Regions from separate parts of the Homo sapiens genome. Here region 1 is linked to region 2. The links are chromatin loops, found by intact Hi-C in ENCODE. Cell type or tissue: natural killer cell. All regions are shown on one strand. Links, peaks and the distances in the headings refer to the core of each region. The heading gives the core; the rest is flanking DNA. Region 1 overlaps CHST11 (carbohydrate sulfotransferase 11). Region 2 overlaps CHST11 (carbohydrate sulfotransferase 11).

Region 1 (15,905 bases), core at 492-8,491, 180 kb before region 2:
CGCCCAGCCCAACTTTTCCTTTTTTGAATCTATGTCGGTTTACATCTTAATCCTTTCATTATGCCATTCTCCCAAAAAGCTTCCCTTCTCTGGGATACTGGGTGATATCCAATAATACCTGGCATAGAGTAGGTGCCAAAAAGAAAAAGTTTTTGAAACAGCAATCAATAGCAATATGAATGTATTACCAGGTGCCAGGTACCACGCTAATTGCTTTACATACATTAGTCACCTATAACCCTCCCATCTTACACAGGAGCTAATTACTAGTATTATCCCCATTTTACAGATGAGGAAACTGAGGTGCTCAGTTCATTTGTCCAAAGTCACATAACTAGTAAGATGTAGGGATGGGATATGAGCCTAGATGATTGGATTTTGAAGACTGCTCTTTTGACCACCATAGTAAATATGTAATTTTCAGAGCCATTTAAGCCTACAGTGACTCCTGTGGAATAATGAAGGAGGCAGGCACTTCTGTATTCCAGGACTTTGGGGATTTCAGAATGGGTTCATATGATTTTCTTTTTTATTTTTGGTAGTTTAAAAATTTTATTCTATCAGTATTTTTAATAAATGTTTATTGCTGCATTCCCGACACCCCCAGTGTATTACTGTTTCATTGTTTTGCTATCCTTGTAGTACTGGAATTTAGTTGGAAGAATAAGACATTTACTTCTAATCTGATTTAAAAAAAACCAGATGGGTAGTATTTGAATACAGCCAGTGTTTTAAATGTAAAAGAAAATGTTTAATCTGGTATTTCTAGAGTTGAGTCATGCATTACAGGCAATGGGATAAAAGTGAATAATTATAGTAGTCCTGTGGGGACAGCTGTAAGAGAGATGGGCACCACAGCTTGCCACAGTGGGCAGGACTGTTCCTAGTTTTGAGTGGAACCAAGAGATTTGGGGAAGGATTGCAAAAGAAGATAAAATTATCGAGGGCTCCCAGGAGGTGCTGGCCTCATCACTCTCAAGCTGGAGGCAGCATCATTTCCCGCCCCTGCTGATGAAGCTATAGTGACTATAGTCACTGCAAGTGGAGGCCCAAGATCCTTCCCCAAATCACTGAGATCCAACTGCAGGTGAACAAAAGGGCTCCAGTTACTCTGCTTATATTACAGATATAAGAGAAGTGAAACAGCCTGTCTAGGTCCCATAGTAGGTAAGTGGAAACCACGTGTTATGCGTCAACCTCATTCACTCATTTGTCCACTCAAAAGACATTCAATGAACACCAACTATCCGAAAGCCACCAGGAGGGAAGCACCATGTCCTCAGTGACCCTACAATTGAGACCAGTGCTGTCCCATAGAGGGAGATATCATGCAGGCCACACTTACAATCTAAAATGTTCTAGCAGCCACCTTCGAAAGCAAAAAGAGGCAGGTGGAATAAATTCTAATCATTTATTTCACTCAATATATCCAAAATATCATTTTAACATGTAATTAATATTTAACAAATATTAATGAAAGAGATATTTTACTTTCTTTGTACTCTTTGAAATCTGTATTTTATACTTATGGCACATCTCAATTCAGGCTGGCAAAATTTCTAGAGCTCAGTCACCACACGTGAGCTACCATACTGGAAAGCACAGATCTGTATGTACAGTTCTCAATCTCAGTATATGTTAGAATCATGTGGGGAACATCTACAAAAATACAGCTTTCCAGGCCCCACCCAAAGATTTGATTCATTAGATCTAGGGTGAGGCCTGAGATTTTGTATTTTAACCAGCATTCCAGGGGATTCTAATGCAACTAGTCATTTTGGAAGCAGTGAGCTGAGAAAATGCAGCCGAGTCATTTATTGTGCCTTCTTAGAGACTGGCCAGATAGCCAGTGAAGAGTCTTCCCTAATTCATATTGATTAGGAAAAGCTTGGTTTTTAACTAGCTACGTCAGAATTAAAGACAATATTCAATCACATTCAATTGAATTACTTTTAAGTATAAAGAGTAAATTCAAAAGAGTTTCCAAGTAAACAGTGCTTGCTTTAGTAAACAGATAAGACTTCCTGATTAATAATAAAGAATATTCATTTGCACATGCTATGTTAAACTCTTGAAATACTAATTTATCTTCTCAAGATTAAACAAACCTTCAATCATGTCTCCAGTAATTTGCTCAGCAGAAAAACTTTCTAACAGATAACAGACAGTTGAGTGGTAGCACTGCCTATGCCGAGCTGGTAAGTGCAGGAAGGAAGGTCAGGAGACATTCACCAATATGCTTTAATTGAATGCCTTCTGTATACCAGACACAGCCCTTAGCCCTGAGACTACAGAGATGGGTGAGAACTTTGGAATTACAGAGCGCGCACTGTAGCTGAAGAGACAGGTGATGATAGGTAGATAACTCTACGGAAGCAGACAAGGAAAAAGATAGTCCTGCACTGGAGCCCGAGGAAAGCTCCCTGGGTAAGAACTGAGCTTACCAAGTGACTTCTAGGTGACAGGAAAGTGTTTCACAAGTAGAGACAGGGAACATTGGCAGAGGGAGCAAGAACATTGTCATCAAGTGCTTGGAGTCATGTGGGTGAGGAGGTGGAGAAGATGGAGATGATGCTGGAGAAATGGGTTGAGGTTGGGATGATGAAATGCCTTGATGGCCAGGCTAAGGCATTTGGGTTGGGTTCTGCAGGTAATGAGAGGCCATAGCAACAGTTACAGGGGTGCACTGAACAGGGCTCCAGTCAATGATGGATGAATAAATGGCTTGATATGTGACTGCATGAAATAAACATGCTGATGCATTCAACTAGGGGACATTGACGCCAGGAGACCAGTAAGGACACAGGGCACCCATCCAGGCAAGAGATGAGTAATGAGGCTTGGACCAGGTGCTGACAGCAGATGGGAGAAGAGGCCCAAATATTCTTAAATGACCCAGGTAAGAAAGTCAAGACTTGGTCAAAAATGCCATAGGAAGTCGCCCTTTACTTGGCAAAGGCTGACATGCCATGCCACTGTGCATGGTCCCAGGAAAAGAAAAGAAAAGTGCTCCTGAGTCCAGAATCTCCAGGAGCCCTGAGGAAAGATGATGTTGAACTCTGGGATTTACAAAGCATTCCTTTTCATGGGCAGGTCATGCCACTTCTGAGCAAGCTCCTTGTTTTAAATTTTCTTATTTTTTTCAATGGAGAGGCCACTTAGTTGGGAAGAAATACAAAACATCTGTGTGTTAGGGTGCTCCAGAGGAACAGAATCAGTAGGATATATAAGACATATATAAGAGGAGGTTTATTATGGAAATTGACTCGTGTGATTATGGAGGCTGTGAAGTCCCATGATATGTCATTGGCAAGCTGGAGAACCAGGAAAGCTGGTGGTGAGATTCAGTCTGGATACGAGGGCCGGAGAACCAGGAGCTCCGACGTCCCAGCTCAAGAAAAGAGAGAATTGGCCCTTCCTCCACCTTTTTGTTTGATCCAAGGCCTCAAGTGATTGGAAGGATGCCCGGCCACACTGGAGAGGAAGCTCTTCTTTACTCAGTCTACTGATTCAAAGACTAATCTCTTCCAGAAACACCCTCACAGACACACCCAGAAATAATGTTTTACCAGTTATCTGGGCATCCCTTAATCCAGTCACATTGTCACAAAAAATTAACTATCACAATATGTCAACACGAAGCAGTGAGGAGGACCCAGGGAAATCGGGGTCCCCATCCACTGCTGGCGGGTGTCCTGAGACACACACTATAGGGACACACTTATACTTGTGCATCTGAAGGCAGACATGCACCAGGATGCTTTGATCAATGTTATTCATAATGATAAAAAAATGGAAGCAATTTATCTGTCTACCTATAGGTAGATACATAAATAGAATGCAATATAATCATATGATGGAACATGATACAGTAATTGGAACAGACTGAGGGATCCACAGGGCTGGACATCAAAACACATAGTTGTACAGAACAGGCAAATTGAAGAGTAATATATTCAGTATGATAGCACCTACATAAATTATGAAAACATAAACCTGTGTTGCATATTGTATCTGGGTCCAGATATAGGAGTCACAGTATAAAACAAACACTGGAATTTATATTGTAAATTCATAAGAGGTTGAGAGGCAGGGATGAAGGGGAGAAGAGGAGATTCAAAAGAGATTTCTACCTTGGTGATGGTTTGTTTATTTTATTTTATTCTTTTTTTGAGACCGAGTCTCACTCTGTTGCTCAGGCTGGAGTGCAGTACCGTGATCTCGGCTCACTTCAACCTCTGCCTTCCCGGTTCAAGCAATTCTCCTGCCTCAGCCTCCCATGTAGCTGGGAGTACAGGTGTACAGGTGTGCACCACCACGCCCAGCTATGTTTTTTTTTTTTTTTTTTTTTTTTTGTATTTTTAGCAGAGTCGGGGTTTCACCATGTTGGCCAGGCTGGTCTTGAATTCCTGACCTCAAGTAATCCGCCCGCCTCAGCCTCCCAAAGTGCTGCGATTACAGGCGTGAGCCACCGTGCCTGACCCTGATGGTTTATTTCTATTATATAGGCAGATCTATAAAAGATCTGAAGCAAATATGCCACAATGTTACATTTGTGAATTCAGGATGGTGAGTAAAAAGTGTTTATTATATCATCTGCTGCACTTTATCTTCAAAAATTTCCCAAGTAGACAAAAGGAAAAAAGAAAAAAGGTAGGGTGGGTGGGAGCCAAACAGAAGGCTTGGAAACCATTTCTGTGCTCTTTGCACAGCAAAGGGAGCATGCAGATGGCGAGTTAACATACCTAGGAGGCTCCCCTGGGGTTTAATGTTGCATTGTGTACCCTCAGAACGACTGCTCAGCAAAGGCAAAATAAACACATTTCCTGTGCTTCCCTTTCTCAGCTCCGCAGCCCTGCCAAAGTGGGGGTGGGAGGGTCACATCATTTATTTACACAAGGTCCTCTTTATATGGACACCTCCAATAACGTTATTCATCGGGTTGGCTCCTCCAGGGCTGCCCCACTGTTCCCAGCAGGCCAGGAGTGTGACTTCACGGTGAAGCGTCACGTCCAAGTTACTCTGTACGTGGCAATGCCAGCTACCCACAAGAAAGGAGGGCTGTGAAGGGGGAGCTGGGGCCGCTTCTGGGTAATGGATTTCCCCCGCCCCCATTTCTGGCAAAGAGCTCTGTGGTCACAGAATTAAAAAAATCTATCAATTGTAAGCTAAGGCACATGCTGGGTGGAAGTGAGAGTGAGGGAACCTATTCTTATCACTAGCTCTGAGGTAAGATAGAAATGTCTGGAAGCTCCCCGCTTGCAGCTGGGAACTGTGCCTTAGTCATCTTTATGTTTCCATGGCTTTGCACAAAGTAGGTGCTCAGGAAATGCTTGTTCAATAAGCAAACCACAAGGACACATACACACACACACACACACACACACACACTCATTGTGTTGTGAATTGTGTTTTCATGAGTTTTCTTTCTCTTCACAGACAGTGTCATCTAATGGTTAAGGATGTTGATTCTGGAACCAAACTGCCTAATTCTAGGAACAGACACAAAACCTCTACCTCAGTGCCTTCAAACTATCAGGCCTTGGAGGGGGCTGAGCTGAGGCCCTCCCCACAATAGCTGGCACATAAGGAGCATTCGAGGAATGTTGGCAATTTCCAAATTTAGTCTCAGGGCAAGCCAGTTGGGAAGGCAACACCATGTCCATCTTACAGATGGGACAGCTGAGGCTCAAAGAAATCCTGTTGCTTGTGAAAGGCCACACGTGTTCCTGCCAAATGATGATGCCAGGATCTGAAGGCAGGGTGTCAAGCTTCGGAGAACCCCCCAGCATCCCCTGTGGCTCCATTTCTCAACAGCTGACTCAAGGACCAACAGATCTTTCTTGGCTGCTGTGTTTTCTACCCAGCAAAGGGTCCGGTGGGAACCCCCTCAGCCAAATGGGAGCCACTGACTTCTGTGGGGCCCAGAATCTGACTCAGGCCCAGGGAAATCTGATTCCCACGTCAAAGCTCAGGACTCGGAGCTGCACTGGTTCCGAACACAGAGCAGGCATAAAGTTCTGATGCCAGAAGAAGGCAGGAAACTCCAACGAGCTTTAATCACTCTCCCATCACGAACAGCTCTAGTGACAGCTTGGCCTTTCTATCCCAGGAGTTCAAAGAGTTTCCATCGTTCATTCTCACAAAGGCCCATGTCCCCTCTGCCTCGTTCCTGCTTCACTTTATTGAAGTAACTGTGACCCCAGATAGAATCCTGGCAGGTGACCCAGGTGAAGTCACCCGCTTCGTTAAACTCATTCCCTCCACTAATGCAGCGTCAAAACAGGGGGCTGTGCTCTTGACCACACCCAGGTTTTTTAAGAAAATGACCACAAAAACAAAACAAAACCAAAAAACACATTCAAAAAACATTTTTTTCAAAAGTGGCATCTTGGCCACCTTTGAACTCCGGGGCCTGGTGCAGCGCCCAGTGCAGGATAAGTGTTTGATGAATGCTGAGTAAGAGGAATGAGAAGGCAGCTAACAGCAGCCCTGAGAAGCAGTGCTATTACCCACATTCCACAGGATCAGGAAACAGATTCAGAGAGGTTAAGTGGCTTGGCTGGGGCTGGACTGCGGCTGGAGAGTGGAGGTAGGTTTGAATATGGGTTTTTGCTGGCTCTTGGGGGCTTTTAATGTAGGTACGTCCATGATACAAGCTACCCCCTGCCCCATGGTCTATACAATACCTGGCAAAGCTTTCTGATGAATAGATATGCCATAAAGCTGGGTAAGACCACAAACTTTGAGATAAATGTGCGGGCCAAATCCAGTTAGCTGCCTGTTTTAATATGGTCCTGGAGCTAAGAATAATTTTCATATTTTTACATGGTTTTGTTTTAAGTAACTATACAAGTTCCTATGTAATATCCTTGATATTGCCTCTTGGCCCACAGAATCTAAAATATTTACTATCTGACTTTTTAAGAAAAAGTGACAGATCCTTGATGTAAACTGTATCTCATTTTATATAAGCGGTCCCAGAGAGTAGGGGTGTGCCCGAGCCCAGAGGCCTAATCTCTAGATTGAGGCCTTGGTATCCATTCCATCTCAGCTCTCACCACTATGTACTTCACTTTGGCTAACTCCTACTTATCCATCAATCTCATCTTAGTTGTCGCCTCCTCCAGGAAGCCCTCCCTGACCCCCAGAGACCAAATCAGGGGCCCTTCTCTGTGCTCCCAACTTCTCATGGTCCCTTAAAACCCCCATGTCCTGACACTTGGCATGCTGCATTAGCATTGCCACTTTCTTGTCTCCCATCCAGTGGACTGTAGACTCCACAAGGGCAGGCACCATTCTGTCAGAGTTAAGAAGTTGTGTAATTTAAGTGACCACACATCCTGGTGTGCCTGAGACAGCCTCATCTTATGCCTGTTGACCCAGCACAAATATTAATGACGATCCTTCCCTCTCAAAGTGTCCCAATTTGGAGGATAAATTATATAGTACTGCTACCCTAGGTATGGCATAGTAGCTTAAGAGCATGGCCTCTGGGTTCCAATCTCAGCCCTCCATTTTTCAGTGGTGTCACACTGGGCGTGTTGCGCTGATCTGTGACCCCTTCAAATTTATATGTTGAAGTCTTAGCCCCCAGCACTTCAGAATGTAACTGTACTTGGAGATAAGATTTGGAAAGAGGTAATTAAGATACAATGAGTTCTTTGGGGGGCGGGGCCTGATCCAATCTGATTGATGTCCTTATAAGAAGAGGAAATTGAGACATAAGATATGTGTGTGTATGGAGGAAAAACCAAGTGAGGATGCAGCAAGACAGTCATCTGCAAGCCAAGGAGAGAAGCCTCAGGAGAAACCAACCTGCAGCCACCTTGATCTTGGACTTCCAGCCTCCAGGACAGTAAGACAATAAATTTCTGTGGTTTAAGTCAGCAGTCCCAGCCTTTCTGGTACCAGGGACTGGTTTCATGGAAGACAGTTTTTTTTTTGTTTTTTTTTTTTAATGGATGGGGGTGGGAGGGGCGGGGTTGGATGGTTTCAGGATGAAACTGTTCCACCTCAGATCATCAGGCATTAGATTCTCATAAGGAGCATGCAACCTAGATCCTTGCATATGCAATTCACAATAGGGTTTGTGCTCCTGTGAGAATCTTATGAGGCCACTGATATGACAGGAGGTGGAGCTCAGGCAGTAATGCTTGCTCGCCTGCCACTCACCTCTTGCTGTGGGGCCTGGTTCCTAAAAGGCCAGGGACTGGTACGGGTCTGTGGCCAGGGGCATTAGGGACCCCTGGTTTAAGTCACCCAGTCTGTGATGTTTCATTATGCCTGTCAGAGCAGGCTAATACAGTAAGTTATTTAACCTCTGTGTCTCAATTCTCTCCTCTGTAAAATAACAACAGTTTCCCTCAGAGGTTTGTAAGGCTTCAGTGGGTTAATATATGCAAAACACTGAAAACATCACTCGGCAAATTGCAAATGCTATGAAAGTGTTAGCTATTTTTGCCGGTCACGCCAAATCCCTGGTTCCTAATGCAATGTCTTGAAGGTGGTAGGCAGTCAAACACATTGTCTGGATGGACAATGCCCGACTTCAGAGTGAGGATGAGCTGGCCAGGGAGCACTGCATGCGTCGGAGCAGCTGTGCTCGTGGGCTGCACGCTCTGAGGACTGCGGACCGAGGTTCGCTCTGTGGGTGAAACTGCAGAGACGGTGAACAGGAGCTGCTTTGGGGGAAGTTGCTGTGCCTAGAACCAGGTCCTCCACTCAGGAAGAAATGCAATCCTTGAATGACTTCATCATCTTGCTCTCAATTGTATGTATTTAAAAGTGATGATAAAGTCAAAACAAGGAGACACGCTGAGGTCTGGTCTGTAGTGTGGCACTGCTCTGCAGAGAATCTGCAGCTTAGCAGAGAAAGGGTTTCCTGAGGCAGTGACTTCCTAAACAGCAGTCACTCACCACATTGTCACACATCCAAGTACCAAGCCACACACTCGGAATTCGTCTGGTCTGCATGAGGCTGGTTGCCAAAGCCTGGTGTCCCTTGTCCTGCCCTTAGGTGACAATACCTGTGTTAAATTGTGCCTCTAGGCTGGGGGCGGTGGCTCACGCCCATAATCCCAGCACTTTAGGAGGCTGAGGCGGGCGGATCATGAGGTCAGATGATCGAGACCATCCTGGCCAACATGGTGAAACCCCAACTGTATGAAGAATAAAAAAAAATTAGCTGGGCACTGTGGCGCATGCCTGTAATCCCAGCTACTTGGGAGGCTGAGGCAGGAGAATCGCTTGAACCAGGGAGTTGGAGGTTGCAGTGAGCCGAGATCACACCACTGCACTCCAGCCTAGCGACAGAGTGAGACTCCATCTCAAAAAAAAAAAAAAAAATTGTGCCTCTAATGTGCCTGGTTTCCCCCCCGCCCCCAGTATTCTTTAAAATAGACACATCACCATTAAGAGAAAAATGGTTGGTGTGGGTAGCATGCTTTGGGGAATGCTGGCTTGTGCTCATCTAACAGTGGATGAACTGGAAGTCTAACTCTCACTTTAGCACCCACCTGACGCCCTCTCTAGGCACCCTTCCCTGGTGAAAGACAACAGGACACAGAACATCACATCCTCACAGCCCATCCAGAGCTGAAAGGCAGTTCAGAACGGGCTGAACCAACCAACCCTTCCCGTGCCTTATTGGGCACTGGCACATTTTCTTAGTAGAGAAACTGAGGACCTGGAGACCTGTCTAAGGCCATCTGTTCTTCGAGGACAGGACTGCGGCTAGAACCCACATCTTTGACCCCAGACCTGGTGAGAGTTGGGAGGAAAGAAGATGGTAAGAGTCTATACATGACCTAATTTTTTCAACATAGCCAATAATGGATTCTTTCAGGCAAGAAAAGACCAGTCTTTGATGCTGGCCAAAGATGATTCTGATATGCAGTAACTACAGTGAGTAAGCTGCACTTGTGAAAATCCTGTTTTGGTCTGACATTCCCCGATCACTCTGTTTTTATTCTCTTGCTCATATCTCTTTTATTTTATTTTTATTTTTGGAGACAGGGTCTCACTCTGTTGCCCAGGCTGGAGTGCAGTGGTGCAATCCTGGCTCACTGCATCCTCAACCTCCCAGCTTGGATGATCCTCCCACCTCAGCCTTCCCAGTAGCTGGGACCACAGGCGTATGCCCCCATGCCCAGCTAATTTTTGTATTTATTTATGTAGAGATGGGGTTTCACCATGTTGCCCAGGCCGGTCTAGAACTCTTGGGCTCAAGTGATCCACCCTCCTCGGCCTCCCAAAGTGCTGGGATTACAGGCATGAGCCAACGCGCCCAGTCTCGTATCTCTTTTCAAGCAGCCTGTTTGTCATTGTTTTATGACTGGCCAGAGGAAGACCTCAGATGTTGGACCTAATGCATCCATTTTTCATATAAGAGGGGATCAGAAATCGACTTTTATTCCTACCCAACAAGAAGCGACAAATGGATGCAACTTTAAGAATAGTTTTTAGCAAATTGAAAAGAGAAATACAAATGAAATGATTCAAACTTCAGAATGCACAGAGACCCAGAGACAGGAAGGGAATGTTTAAATCCTCACGGAGTCCCAAAACAAAATCCTTCCAATGCAATTCTTTCCGTCAACTCCACTTTAATAGAAAGCTATTAACTGGATTCTCACCTTATTTATAGGTACTGTGTTATTTTAATGAAAACTAAATCTCGCTTGCTCTGCTCAATCCTTTCTCTGCTCAATTGATTTCCTGTGGCTACATGGGAATAAATTATTTTTAAATCTTCACCTTCGTCACAAGAGTGTGAGCCCACCTGAATGGGGAGACAATTGATATTAGACAAATTGAAAATATTCTTGAGAATGTCATGCAAAATCCCCTCTGGGTTGAATCGACCCAGTTTTGACTTAAATTATGATTTTTGCGTAGTGGTTTTAAGTAAAAAAAAAATGCACAGACATTTTGTGAAAGAGGAAAGGGAAGAGACGGGGGAGAGACCACAGCAGAGGGGAATGGGGAAGAGCATCCAGGGGCAGAGCTGGGGACAGTATTGGGAGGGGGAAGGAGAGAGGGAACTGGGCTTGTCTGTCTAGTTAAGCAGACAGTGCCTGTGTTAGGCTCTATGTTCCCATGATGGTCTTCATAGGGCTCTGTCTCTCCCAGGACAGTCCAAATCTCTCCATTGTTAAAGGACAGCTGTCTCCCCAACCCCGTCTCTAACTTCAGGCAGGTATGCTAGCCGCCTTGGGCACTGGTATAAGGCAGCATCTACCACAGTGCCTGGCAAGGAGAAGAATCACATAAATGTAGTTGCAATGATTAATCACGTAATTATAGTAAGTGCATGATACAAGGTTGCTGAATGAATGCATGAAAGAGAATTCAAAAGGACTTGCTCACCTCGTCTCAGCCTCACAGCTGCTGGGAAGTATGTTCTGCCCCATCTTCAACAGAGCATAACACACAAACGAGGGTCTCAGGCGTCTGCCTGCTATGGGATAGAACAGCCATTGGGCCTATCCTTGGCCATGGAAAAAGCTTCCACTGTATTTCGATTGGAAGCAAGCATGTCCACCTGAGGAGGCAGCAGGCGATTTATGGCCCTGAGGTTTCAGGTTGGGTAGGAAGGGATTCTGGCTGAGGCCAAGGTTTATTTTGGTCTTAAAAATTTCTTTTCCTAATCCTTACTCATTGCAGGCAGCTTGGAAGGAAAATGAGAAAGTCACAAAAGAATGAAGAACATCACAATAGACCATAACACCTAAAGGAAATACTGTTAATATTTTGACATTTGTCCTAGAAATGTTCTTTCACGAATGTGTGTATATAGAAAGAATTGTATCATATAATACTTATATTAAAAAGTCTACTATTTTTATTTAACAATAGCTTGTCTCCTTCACCTCCTCCTCTTGCTCCTTCTTGCCCCTTCTTGCCCAGGCTGGTCTCGAACTCCTGGGCTCAAGCCATCCTCCTGCCTCAACCTCCTGAGGAGCTGGGCCTGCAGGCTCATCACCATGCCCAGTAGCAATGGCTTGTAACTGACATCTTCCCATGTCCATAAACTTTATGCTACAACATCATCTTAAGGGCTCTATACATTTTCCTTATATGGCTGTGACAGAATATACTTAACCACACCCCTATTTTGGTTACTGTCTAGTTCCAATTTTTTGTTATTAGAAATAATACCTGTGTGAACATCCTTAAGGATCCTTAACATTTTATTTTTCACATATTTCTGAAGATTATCTTGAGAATATCTTACAGGTTTTTAAATACACGTTTCAGGTTGATGTTTTAACATTAATTTATGTTTCTAGCAAAACAAGTGAGAGGAAGAAGCAATTTATTCAGAAGACTTCCCAATACGTCAATCTAGCCCTATAGTTCAGTAGGCTCAGGGGCTCTTGAGCCTTGCTATCTGGGGCCACATCTCATTTTACCACCTACTGGCTCAGGGACTAGTGGTGAGTTACTTCTCCTTGCCTCGGTCTTCCCATCTATAAAATGGGTGGAGTGGCGCCCACCAGACAGGGTTGCTGTGAAGGTTCAACTTGTCAATCTAGACGGAAAGCATTTGTGATCAAGGATCAGAACAAGAGCTCCAGGAATCTGTCAGTACCCACCCTAACAGCAAGCTATTCATCCAGAGTTAAAATCCCACAGCAACAGTCACCTGAACACTTGTATCTCATTTTAAAATGGTCCCTATTGTTTTCCTCTGCTGCAACAGCCTGGCGTTCTTAACGCGCACACAGGGATGCCAATTTCCAGCCACACAAATGACCACATCTTTGCGTTTTCTAAGAATCAGAAGGCCCATCTGATGCCATGCAGGGAAGTGATGCACAGAAAACACAACCACACTGTTGCCAAATTCAAGTGTGAACCACACACTGGCTGAGAGCAGGAAACACAGAATAACAACCGCCACCCTCACCCAACGGCATTAAACTGTGAAATGCTGGTACGGTATGAAAACAGCTTCCCTTGTACCAGAAAACTGCATCTGGAGTATTTCTCCAGGAAATATTGTTGGTGTTACTAAAATCCAAAGCTGCAAAGGGAAAAAAAAATTTTGGGGGGGGCGGGGGCCGCTGTTTGAAACAGGATCATTCTAGGCAGGAAAGGCCATTTCTTTAAAAAAGAATCTTGAGCTAAACTGGCCTTGACATCTATCTTCTCATTTCAACTCGTAGTACCTCCTCACTTCCCAGAACCTCCTCACTGCCCAGGTCTTTGGGAAGTACCTCCTCACTGCCCAGGTCTTTGTCTAAAGACTACCCTGGAATCAAATCCTTGCCTCTGGCTTCCCAGCTATGACTATGGGCAAATTCTTAAGCTCTTTGGCCTCTTTCTTCATCTGTAAAATAAGGGCTACTGCAGCATCTACTTAATGCAGTGGTTGGACGGTGAGATGAGATAACTCAGGTAAAGCGCTTCACATGGTGTGTGGTACATAGTAAGTGCTCAATAAATGAGAACCATTGTTATTAACCATCACTATTGCTGTATTGTCCAGGATTTATACACATTTACTTAGTGCCTCTGATGTGTAAGGTGCTTTTACGAATTCAGTCAACAACCCTTGGCTTGACCACCCAAATGAGAACAAGGTGTAAAGCACTTGGATGCTAAAAAAACAAAATAGTTCCAGAAGAGCTGGTGAGGGGCATGGGCCCTGCTGACTGCCCAGTGCAACTTCTGAATCCTAGGCCCTATTGCAACCACTCTTAGCACTTGGCAAGGCCAGAAAGGTTGCTGTGTTAACTGTAGGTTTGTGGCATCTATACAGAAGGACCATGAGCCTTGGCAGTTGGGACCTGCACAATGCTCAAACCAATCCCTGTAGAGAGAGAGAGATGCAAACTGATCCAAAATATACAATTTTAAAACAAAACAAAAAGAAACAAGAATGGCCAGGTGTGGTGGCTCACACCTGTAATCCCAGCACTTTGGGAGGCTGAGGTGGGTGGATCACCTGAGGTCAGGAGTTTGAGACCAGCCTGACCAACGTGGTGAAACCCTGCTTCTGCTAAATACAAAAAAATTAGCCAGGCGTGGTGGCGGGTGCCTGTAGTCCCAGCTACTTGGGAGGCTGAGGCAGGAGAATTGCTTGAGCCTGGGAGGCGGAGGTTACGGTGAGCTGAGATCGCGCCACTGCACTCCAGCCTGGGCAACAAGAATGAAACTCCGTCTCCAACCAAACAAACAAAACAAATAAATAAAATAAACCAGAACAACAACAAACTAAAGGCTCTACTTAGCAGTTACTTTGTAACTTTTGATACAGTAGCAGCCACAGTTGCAAATCTTGTCCAGAAGTCCTACAATTTTAAATAAATAGCCAACAGGAAGTGACACATAGTAACTGAATTTGTGTGGGCCTAGTACCAGATTCAAGTTTCTCATCCTTTATTCCAGCAATCATCAACCAACTTTCTAGTCTTTACTGTCTTCTGCACCTGAGTGAGCAGAGGACTCTCTCTCAGAGCACAGCTGTCCCACATTCTGGCACCTGGAATCAGTCAGCCAAGCGCTGGATCAGCGGCTAAGCAGCTGTCCATTAGACTCCTAGGAAAAGTCAGGTCAACCCTATGAATCACTATGTTGTCTTTTTTTTTTTTTTTTTAAGAGGTGAGTTCTCCCTTTGTGATCACGTTGAAGTGCAGTGGTGGGACCATAGTTCACTATAGCCTCCAAACTCGGGCTCCAGCGATTCTCCTGCCTCAGGCTTCTGAGTAGCTAGGACTACGGGTATGCACCACCATGCCCAGCTAATTTTTTAAAAATGTTTTCGTAGAGATGAGGGTCTCACTAAGGCTGCCTAGGCTGGTCTCAAACTCCTGGCCTCAAGTGGTCCTCCCACTTTGAACTCCTAAAGTGTTGTGATTATTGGTGTAAGCCACTGTGCCCAGCCTATAGAAATGTTTTGCACGAATTTCTGGAACCATCAGAAAACACCAGAGTCTGCCAGAGAAGTCCCCAAATAGCACAGGAATAAATGGCATAAAATATTAATAATTCATGTCTCAGCAAGGGAATAGGCAGAGAACACATGTTCAGCACCAGCAGTGCCAGGAGCTGTTATTTTGACCTAACTTGCTCCAAATGAAAGTCCAGACACAATCTCTCACACAAAATTCTTCACCGGCTCAACCATAACAAGAATAGTCCCTAATAGCATTTATTAAGTGCTATTATGTGCCAAGCACCCCACATACATTAAACATATAATCCTCACAGTAGTCCTACAGGCAAGTGTTCATCTAGGTGATGGAAATGGAGCTCAACTAGGCTGAGAGACTTGCCTGAGGTCACACATTTAATGAGTATTTGAATCCCTGGTCGCCAACCCATACATTATGTCTTAATGATGAATATTCAAAAATGGAGAAAAGGTGTTCAAAATTTATCATTGGTATAAATCATGGTATAACTTTTCTCAATAAAAAGCACCTGTGTAACTTGAGATGAGCATCTGCATTAAAAGTCATAAAATAAGTTTAGGTTTCTTATACCAAACAACCTAATTTGCTTATATATAAATATCAAGGGATAGAAGAGCAGAATTTCAAGCCAAATTGAATAAAAAGCATGCAGTAACATCGCACCTCAGCCCTCTCAGGAGGCTATATATTAAGATTTTTTTAGGCCTTACACCTAATGCTTCTGGAGCAATGAGACAGATGAGGTTTTGCAGATTTACTTCAGCATAAATTAATGCTAACCATCTGGATGGATAAGATAACCAAATAGCCATAAAATCTTGGCAACCTCCAATGTAAGAAAAATTGCTTGGGAGCTGAGAGGAGGAACAAAATCCATGCAGAGTTTGTTGGAGGAATGCCAAAGTGATCATAGAGTTTACTAAGATTTTGACTTACTCTTGCACTTTAATCATAATATATTTGCAGCATGGGGGATTAGAG
Region 2 (10,609 bases), core at 1-8,000:
AGGCAAACAAATGCTAGCAACTGTACACTCCATAATTGCCCATTTAACAAACACATGGTGAATGCAAATAATTTTTCTGGAAGGCTGCCCTATCTGTTGGCACCAAAACCTATTTATAATCCTCTCCATGTGTCCTTCCTATTCTCGAGTCACTGTGGTGGGAAGCAACATTTATTCGCAAGAAAAATACTTTGGGTCAGTAACTAATCCAGAAAACAAGTCTTGCTGCAGCACTATATGACTCCAATTGAGAGGCAAAAAAAAAAAAAAAAAAGAAAGAAAGAAAACAAAAATATCTGGCTTTCCTGAACACTGCAGCTTTGAGGTTGCAGATCAGAGCTTCTGTCTTTCACCCCAGAAAACACAGGGAGATAGGGACTTCTAAAGACAAGCTATGTGGATAGGGTGAGGTGAAACCCATGTGAAATTCCAGAAAACCCTTCCTCAAAGTGCCTAGGCACTGCAGGGTTCCCAGAAGACTAAAAAGCAGAAAGAAAACTTATAAACAAATAATTTTCCATGTTTAACACAGAGAGAGATAACAGGTAAACAACCAGCAAAAATGCTGAGTAAATGCCAGTGTTCTAACAAGCAACAAAATATTCCTTTTACAGTAAGGGTGAGGCTGCTCTGCGGTTTTACAAAAGCATTTTTACATAAAATATTATTTCACTTGAGAAAGCTAAGGAAAGGAATGTGAGCACTCCATTTCACAAATAAGGGAACCAAGGCTCACTCTCTAAGGTTCAATGACTTGCTGAAGGTCACAGAATCAGGAAGTGGAAATGGACAGATTTCCTGATTTGGGGTTTTTTTCATCTTTCTCTGATATATTTCTCTTTGCTCAACAAAAACATCTGAGGCCACACGTTGAGTGCCAGGTTATACCCAGGTAGATTCCAAGCTGGGAACAGATCCCATCTATATGACACTTCCAGATGGGATTTAAGGATTGGAGCCAGAATTCAAGTTGGCTTCCCTCACTCCAAAGCATGTGGGTCCTCCAGGAAGCGAAAAGAATTCTCCCAGTATTAAGCCAGCCAGAGGAGGAGGGACAGAGACAGAGACAAGAAACCCCACCCACACATCTGGAAACAGATAGGAAACTCAATGTGGACTCTCACCACTCCATCTTAAAGCCATCTCAGAGATAAGTTTCTGCATCTGAAGGCAAACCCTATGGTGGCCTGAACAGATATAATCTGGTTGTCTTTAGTACTATGAAGATTGCCTTTTTAAGAAGCAAATTCTCCATTTCTAATTAGTCAAGCATCACAGCTTCTCTTATTAGACGATTATTTTTAAATTGTCCCCCTTTCCTACCCCACCTATCCCAACAAACTTGCTGTGAACAGAGCCCAAATCAAGCATGAAAAAATGATCAGATTGAAATCCTCAAGTCTCTATACCATACCACCATTTTGCCTTTATCAAGGATGATGAGAAAAAATAAAACCCATCCTACAGAGGTCCCCAAATGTGGCTGAGGATTCAAAATAGCACAGGGGGAGCCTTTCAGAATGATGCGATAGGACCAGGCGCAGTGATTCACACCAGTAATTCCAGCACTTTAGGAGGCTGAGGCAGGAGGATTGCCTGAGGCCAGGAGTTCAAGACCAGCCCAAGCAACATAGCAAGACCAGCCCTCCACCCGCCACGTCTACAAAAATATTGAAAAAAAATAGAAAAATAAAATAAAATGATGGAACATAGGGCCCATCTCCAGAGATTCGGATGAGTGAGTGGTCTGGGGGAACCCTGGTATCTGATGCTCATGCTGGGATTATTTTAAAGTACACCAGGTAATTCTGATGATCAAGCCTGCCTGAGAACCCTACACCAATACACGTAAATACATCTACATCAGGCAAAAGGCTGTCTTGAAAGCTCGGACCTCCACATGAAGACCCACTAAATGCCAAACACGAAGTGAGGTGTATCCTACACACCATACAATCTCATGTAATCCTTACAACATCTGCAAGGGTGGCACACTGATGCCCATTTTACAGATTAAAAATAACACGGCTCAGTGAGATATACTGATACTCCCAAGTTTATGCAGCTAAGGATGTTTGAATTTCTAGGCTTTCCCAGGAAGTTCGCTCTGTGCTCCTAAATTGTGTGGAAAAATCCCCTTCTGAGAAAAAGAGCCAAAGCAAATACTAGAATACAGAGATAAATGTATTGGAGAAGCCAGTGCCGGCATAAGGAATTTCTTGATTTAATTTCACATTATTGATTAATATAACTGGGAAAGAAATGCTAGTGGAAACAGACATCCCAATTTTATAAGCTCCAGGAGAGTCGAATTTTCCGGGCACAGAGAGGGTGATAAGATCCTGTCTGAGATTTCACCACCAAGCAGGAACTAGGCCAAACAATTTCATTAGCCTGTAGTTCAGCCTGCCCCAGCCTGGGTGACCCATTCAGCAGCCATGAGCGGGGATAAAGGCAGAAAATGCCCACTGGCAGGGAAACAAGATACGACTCACCAGGCTGGGGACAGAAGAGGCCCATTTCAATCAAACAGTGGAGTAGACTCAAATCAACTTTTCCTCAGTGGGCATAGAATCAAAGAATCACTGTGGGATCCCCAGAGGACAGAGTGAAGTACTTTGACACCGTTACGCAGGACACCTCCATCCAGCCCTCATTCTCTTAGCAGGATACCATTTCTTCCCAGGATGTGTTGGGGCAGAAGCTAGATGCAGTCACCTTCCTGGAATTAGGTCTGAGCTAAGCGTCAGGAGAGCTAGCTCTCTATGACCACCTCACTCACTCAGTGTATTCTTGGGCAAGTCATTTCACTTTGGGCCCGAGTTTATAAAATAAAGACGTAAAACGACATCATCTTTGAATTCCTTGCCATCTCTGACAGTATACGAAACCAAGATCCACAGTCACAACCAGGCTGACCAGACAAAAGTCTGCAGGGGGATTTAATCCCAAAACGCGGACCACAAAGAAGGGAGAAAAACCAACCTGCATGTAATCATATTCACCCAGGCTCACCTGTTGCGGATATGCATTGCAGAAAAGCATGCAGATAAGGAGAAAATAGTTATATGGGAAGGGAAAAGGTGGAGGCCCAGAGAAGAAGAATGTTCACCTTAAAGGTCCCACCAGGGTAGACTCGAATACAATGGCAAATCTCTGAACCTTCCTTTGGATCTCCAAGTCATTCATCTACAAATATGTATTGAGCAACTTCACTGGGAGACAGGATACTGAGATCAACTATTATCCTTATCCTTATTATGATTACTATTTAATTAGGGCAGCTGGGGAAAAAAAGACATGTCTAATTAAGTGCTCAGATTCTCTAAATAGATTTTTTAAATCCACCATTAAGATTCAGAATATGTTCTATTCTTTCCCACCGGACTCACGTATTCCAAAGGAATATCAGACAGTCACCTTTAAAACAAATGGACCACAAGCCTCCAGGGTCAGAGAACAGAAGGGGTGGCTGCACACGCCACTGGCTGCAGACTGTCTGACTTCCTGAGCAGATACAAGCAAAGGCCAAGTGCCCTCAAGGGAATTCAAAAGCCCCTGCCATCCCCGCTCCCATGCTGTGAGCCTGGGACAGATTTAGCCTCCAGCCACAGAACACTTCACTGCACCAGCTTGATGCTCAGGGCTTATCCTGAACATGGCTAGGATCATGCCCCAGGAAGAAGATCCTATGAGTGAACAAAATTACGCCATCCTAAGAATCCCCTTCAAGAAGTGCTTTGCAATTTCAGATGCTGGAACAATCTATCCTATAGCAGACTGAGAGGTTTGTTTTTTTTTGTTTTGTTTTGTTTAAAAAAAAAGGTTACACAAGTGGCTAAGTAGCAGCAGCAGTGGTGCTCCTCCTGACCACCACCCATGTACTAACCCGCCCTTCTTACACTAACAACTGCTGCTCCTACTTAGCAAACTAATCACTAACCATTAGTCCTACTGCCTCTCACTGAATGCACCCATGTCCATTCCTTTAGGCTTATAAAGCATTTACTTCTCCATTAGCTTATGTGGCATGTAAGATCCTGAGAGATGAGCAGAGCAGGTGCCATTGGGCCCATTGGACAGATAAAGAAACTAATGCTCAGTAGTTCAGAGACTGTCCTGAAGCCTCCCCAGCTGATGAGCAGTGAACTGGTTTTGCTGCCTCATCCCTTACTGCCTGTAGCATGGGTGTGCAGAAAGACAACAGACAACTTTGATCAGTTCCGACGCCAGCAACTAGGAATGAAGCTAAGACATAAGGAACATGGAGCTCCTGCACCCCGTTCCCTGATGGAGTCCCAGTCCCTTGCACAGCTGTGCCTCCTAAATTAAACACACGCACTCTCCATAAGTAGTTTCCTAGGAAAACCAGACTACTGTCCTTTAGGAACCAACCCTGCACCTGCAGAAAAGCCTTCAACAAAACCAACTGTGAAGGCTTTGCCGAAACAGTTCTCAGAACAGCTGTCCTGGTCCTGCCACAGCACAGGAAATCATCCCATCTTGGCAAACCCCACTCAACCATGTTTCCATGCTGCAGCCTTAGAGGAATGAAAATATCAATCTGAGCCAAGCAAATCTAACAGGCTATCATGCAAAATGCTGGTGTCAAATCAAGCCTCAACCAGTAATTATCCATCAAGCAGGGCCATAATAACCGGCTCCCTGGGGTCACTTCGCTGGGAGGCAGGGAGGTGGTTACTAAAGAGGGAGTTGGAATTGGACAAGTGACAGCCTTAAGAGAAAGGCGTTCATCTCACTTTTCTAGATTCTTCTACAGGTTAGGGGGTTCTACCCAACCCTCTAACCAAACCTATCCCCACTGAGGTCAAAACCCATCCTGTGGCTGCCTCGAGGCATTTATGATGACGCACTGGGGCAGATCTCCATCTATCATGCTGTGCCCTCCTTTAAGTTTAAAGGAAGTTGGCTTTAGCTAATGGTCTGAAAGGTGCTTCCTTTACCAACTGCTGTCATTAAACTAGCAAACTATTAATTTAAACTCTTATGGTAAGGGGGTTTCCTGGAAATTCCTTAAAGGAAGTCTGTAATTGACAGTGTGGTTAAACATCATACAGACAGCACAAAAATCCTAATCAAATACAATTAGTGCAGGCTCAAGTCCCCTTGTAGACCAATAGCACTTTTGTTCATAAGAAGTACTGTGCCATACCCCTGTTTAGGGTTGGGACTATTATGGAGAAAGAAACACACACACACACACACACACACACACACACACCTCAAGAGTCCAGGCCTAGGCCTCAAAGTTCATCATGACATTTGCTCCAACTCTATAATCCGACTGAAGAGAAGAAAGAGTTAAAAAAAAAAAAAAAGAAAGAAAAAAAGAAAAAGAAAAGATTTTAAGAAAAAAATGGTTTCTATTAAAATGCATAACACCATCTTTCAAAGATGAAAGGACTTAGTAGAAACACCATAAACCTCAGAATTACACAGTAAATTGCTTCTTTTGTTTAAGGCAAATTAATATTGGATCACAGATAAAAAATAAATCCTCCCAACATCCCCAGCTAAAGGATGCTATATTCATTATGCAGCTTGGAAGACTGCATGTTGACTATTTTGTAGAAAATGAATGAAGGGTTGGTTATAATCACCTTCCCACTCAAATCCTGTCTCATTACCTGAAGTGTTTTTCCTGCAAAGTGACACACAAATGATTTTCTAGTCTTCGCTTTCTTCTCATAAGCCACCATATGCAGGGCGAGGGAAAGTCCGGGGTGTATTAACTATGCCAGTGAATCTGCCCGGGGTCCTTCAAAGTGCTTCCCAGAACACGGTGCACAGACATCGTATTTGCCTAGGTCTTTATCAGAGTCCAACTGAATCTGGCACAAAGGCAACTGACAACCTCTGAATATCCCTTACCGAGCCCATATAATTAGTGAAGGAAATACAGCATGATAACATGTGTATCATCCGAATCTTCCCTCCTTCCTACTCACGCGCTCCTGTCATACTTGCTAACTCAAAGGTGGTCTTTATTTTTATGTTTATTTTTTTGAGACAGGGTCTCGCTCTCTCACCCAGGCTGAAGTGCAGTGGCACAATCATGGCTCACTGCAGTCTTGAACTCCTGGGCTCAAGCAATCCTCCCGCCTCAGCCTCCCACGTAGCGGGGACTACAGGCACGTGCCACTGCGCCTGGCTAATTTTTTTATTTTTTTGTCAAGTAAGGGTCTCACTATGTTGCCCAGGCTGGTCTTGAGCTCCTGGGCCAAGCTCCCACCTCAGCTTCCTAAAGTGCTGGGATTACAGGCGTGAGCCACCATTTCTGGACTCAAAGGTGGTCTTGACTCAGAGGCGGGAACTTCTCACTGCCAAAGCGACCTTAGATCCAAAGTTATCCAGTACGATCCTCAGTGGGAAAAGGCACTGACATGCAGTAGGTATTCAAAAAGTGTTAGACACTACACAAAGAAAAGGGACCAATTATAAAATGTCTGGCTTCATTTCGCCAAGCTCATCAGGAGTCAGCTTAAGGAACACCACATCCTTGTCATTCACCTCTATCACTCCGATTCCACATTCCCACAGAGATGAAATTCTTCCTGAGGTCAGGTTCCCAGGTCGCTTTTGAGGCAAAATTTCTCTTCTAAGAATTTGGTACAGCCTCTGAAGTAGGGTGAGGGTGATGGCATCTAGAACTAGGGACTTCAGTGTGGCCAGAGGACACCCACCTCCACATCATCACCCGGGAGCTGGTTACAAATGCAGGATCAGACCCCAGGCCAGGCCTATGGAATCACAACCTGCAACTTAACTCCAACCCCAGGGAATTCCACATGCATCTAAGTGTGAGAAGCTCTGGTGTACAAGTGATGATTGCAAACAGGGGTCTGGAAGCCCCTACACCACCCCCTGGTTCTCCAGACATTAAAATTGACAAGCTTCAGAAGGAAGAGGGCACTGATGACCATAAAATGAGGCTGTCAACAGCTTGCTGCTCCCCTGTGTAGACAGACCAGGATTAAATCGGCTTCAAGACACCCATCCAAGCGCGGGTGCAATAAAAGGCTCTGAGGATGGAGCCCAGGCGCTGAACTTTGGGGTGCAGTTTTAATTTCGCTGGACAATTCTTGGGCTTCTCTTACAGTGCACCCAAGATTTTACAGACAAAAAAGGCTGCAGAGATCAAATTCCAGCTTCCCCCAGTTACTTAACCACTCAGCCTGGGAATGTTACTAAACCTCTCAAGGCTCTTCCTTCATCTTTAAGTGGCAGTAACAGCTATGATGGAGAGGATTTGGAAGGGGGGAAAGAGAATGCATGAAGAGAGCTTAGAGCACATAAGAAGTGCTCAGTAAACATCAGTTATTGCCTTTTTACCATTCGTAACTCTAGAAGGAAGAACAAACAGGAACATTTTGCTCCATGATCAACTTAGGCATAGGATAGAAGGTAGAGTGGAGGAAATCAATCCAAATGAGCCCAACAGGGCACACAAATTCAAAAATACATTTCTGCTAGGCTCTCCTAATGTGCCCCTTCTGCTTGGTGCCCTGAGCTTCCGTTCCTCTTTACAGCAAGGCATGCCTTTAATTCAGCATGCCCAGTGGTGACTTAGGTATCAACTCATCCTAGGGGCTCCCCCAGGCAAAGAGGCCAATTTTCAATGGATGGCATGTTACCAGGGAGCCTCAGAGGAACACTATAAAAGCACCTCACTCTTTTATCTGTATGTCTCCCCTCCTGGAGTTCAGATGGGCCAAAAGCATGGACTCAGGGGCTCAGGCACTTTTCGTAAGCCTTAAGCCCTCCAATTCCAACCACGCCTAAAAGTGGATGGAGGAAATGATATCCACCTCATTGCTTCACATAAGGGATGATGACTAGCAAGAGAAAAAAAGGCAATGAAAAAATTGCAAAGATGACCATTTTAGTAGCTTGTATTTTAACACAAGGATCTGAGCCAATCACATAAATCGTATACTTCTCACCAGGATATGAACAGACACCGTGCTCTCTGCTGAAGAAAAGGTGAACAGGAGACAAAAAGAGTCAGGGTCTCTGCTCTCTCAACTAACATTTGCCCCAATTTTGCCCCTAGGGGACATATGACATTGTTTGGAGACATTTTTGGTTATCACAACAAGTATCTAGTGAGTAAAGGCCAGGAATGCTACTAAACTGCCTCCATTGCACAGGACAGCTTCCAGCAACAAAGATTTTGTTCAGCCCTAAATGTCAATACTGCCAAGGTTGAGCTTCAACTCTTATCTGCCTGGAACTCCTTCTCTTAACCACTGCACTACATGGTCTCCCTTCGTGTTTCCTATTGTTCTGAAGATAAAATAATTTTTTTAAAACAGGATCACATATCAGATTACCACAGCTCTGTAGCCAATGCTGAAATTAAAATACACACAAAAATGCTCTATGCACATTGCTCTCCTTTGACCATCTCCAATGCTTGCACCCCAAGGCTTTTGAACTTGCTTCGCCCTCTGCCTAAGCAGACTCCCCGCTGCCCCAGCCCCATCATGTAGGTTCAGGGCTCACACCCCACCTCCTTCACATCACCTATGGCCTTCTCAGTATGGCCTTTCCTAATAGTCCCCACTCTCTCCCCCTGCCCTTCCATATCATCCATCACCCTCAGGCGGGTCAGGAGTTTTTATTTGTGTATTATCTTACTCCTCCCCCTAGACTGTAAGCTCCAGGAGGGCAGGCATTTTCTCCTGTGTCACTGCATTTTCCTTACCACCCCTAACAGTGTCTGGCACACAGCAGGAACTCAAAGAATATTTGGTGAAACAATGAATGAATGAATGAATGAATGAAAAAACAAACTAGCTTTGATTTCTTCCTCAGAAATTTGAGAGCCTTAGCTTTCCCCAAGCTTTAACACCATCGGAGGGAAAGACCTCTGTGTAGAACGCGATTCACCTTGCTACAAGATGAACAATAACCACTGTCCTACATCAGGGGCTGGCACATTTTTTCCTGTAAAGGGCCAGATAAGTGCCTTCAGCTTCACAGGCCTATTCAGTCTCTGGAGCAACTATTCAACTCTGCCATTATCGCACAAAAGTGGCACAGAAAGTACGCCAACAAGGGAGCATGGCTGAGTTCCAGCGAAACTTTATTTAAGGACATTGAAATCTGAATTTCATAGACTTTTCATGTGTCAAGAAATATTGTTCTTCTTTTGATTTTTTTTTCCCAACCATTTTAAGATGTAAAAACAATTCTTAGCTCACAGGCTATACAAAAGCGGGAGACGGGCTAGATTCAGTCATGAACTTAGATGCTTCATCCAATAATACGACACCACATTAAAACGACCCAGAGTCCTTTCACAATGGCCATCTCATTCATCCTCAGAACGACCCTAACAGATTGGTTCTTCATATCCTTCTTTACCCCAGTTTACCGCTGAGGAAACTGAGGCACAAAGTGACTCATTGATATAGTTCAGATATTTGTCCCCTCCAAATCTCATGTTAAAATGTGATCACCAATGTTGGACATGGGGCCTAGTGTGTCATGGGGGCAGACCTTGCCATCCTGGGGTAACGAGTGACTTGTCGCTCTGTTAGTTCCCACAAGAGCTGATCGTTAAGAAGAGCCTGGTACCTTCCTCCCCTCTCTCTCTTGCTCCCTCCCTCACCATGTGATAAGCCAGTTTTTCTTTGCCTTCAATCCTGAGTGGAAGCTTCCTGAAGCCCTCACCAAGAGCAGACACTGACGTCATACTTCGTGTACAGCCTGCAGAACCGTGAGCCAAGTAAACCTCTATTTCTTTTTTCTTTTTTTTAGAGAAATGTTGTAAAGCTTAGCACATCCCAGCACCAGTAATGGTATGGAGTCGTAGCAGCAGGGACAGGCAGGTGACCCCCACAGAGTCTCACATGGTGAAGAGGATGAGGAAGGCAACCATCAAACAGAAGAGCCCCATGACCTCAGACAGGGCAAAGCCCAGAATGGCATAGAAGAAGAGCTGCTGCTTGAGAGACAGGTTTCTGGCACAGCCAATGATCAGGCTGCCAAACACCGCTCCAATGCCAGCCCCTGAACCACCCACACCAACTGTGGCTGCCCCAACACCAATAAACTTGGCTGCTGTGTCAATGTCCCCGGAGACAACACTGGTCTGGAACTCCTATGTGGCCACCTGGAGTAGGGAACTGCTGTAGGAAGGCTGTTTAGATGAATTCTCTGGGCTATTCAAGAAGGAGGCAGACACAGGCCTGATTAGACCCCTGGTACCACAGTAAACCAGAGCTAGAGAAATGAGTAGTGCCCCGGGGGTCTGCATTTTTTAAGTCTGCACTCCCACTGCCCTGCAGCCCCTGCTAAGCCCACAGCACTCGCCCAGCTCTAACCCTCTCTTCTTTAAAAATGACTCAGCCTCAGGTATTCCTTTATAGCAACACAAACAGACTCAGACAGTGACTTATCCAAGGTTGCCGAGCCTTGGCCTTCTGACGCCACTGCCAGAATTCTTCCTGCACTTAAGGGACTGTCTCGAAACCTTGCCAATAATGAATACAAAGACCTCAACTAATCCATCATCAATTCAGAGAACAGCAGGGAGTATTCCAGTGAATCGAGCATTGGAATCAGCAAAGATTCTTGTGGG

What was found. Peaks named below come from ENCODE experiments on the same cell type or tissue, not always from the same donor. Only the 100,000 strongest peaks of a DNase experiment are listed, where the experiment ranks them.
Region 1: a loop joins it to region 2, with 3 times the contacts of the local background. A loop is called at or near these places in 1 of 110 quality-filtered maps.

The regions. Positions count from the first base shown.
Region 1 is chr12:104,684,933-104,700,837 of GRCh38, reverse strand. All of the region lies in intron 2 of CHST11 (carbohydrate sulfotransferase 11), which reads right to left. Among named protein-coding and RNA genes, the nearest start is that of MIR3922, 100 kb to the right of the region's middle. RefSeq lists enhancers at 4,977-5,116, 8,742-8,821 and a silencer at 12,700-12,895. In natural killer cell, for the core only: no CTCF peak of the experiment used is centred there; a DNase peak (open chromatin) is centred at 5,067; H3K4me3 peaks cover 23 bases.
Region 2 is chr12:104,513,705-104,524,313 of GRCh38, reverse strand. All of the region lies in intron 1 of CHST11 (carbohydrate sulfotransferase 11), which reads right to left. It also overlaps the pseudogene LOC124903004. Among named protein-coding and RNA genes, the nearest start is that of CHST11, 62 kb to the right of the region's middle. RefSeq lists a silencer at 689-983 and an enhancer at 3,815-3,864. In natural killer cell, for the core only: no CTCF peak of the experiment used is centred there; a DNase peak (open chromatin) is centred at 4,853; H3K27ac peaks cover 804 bases.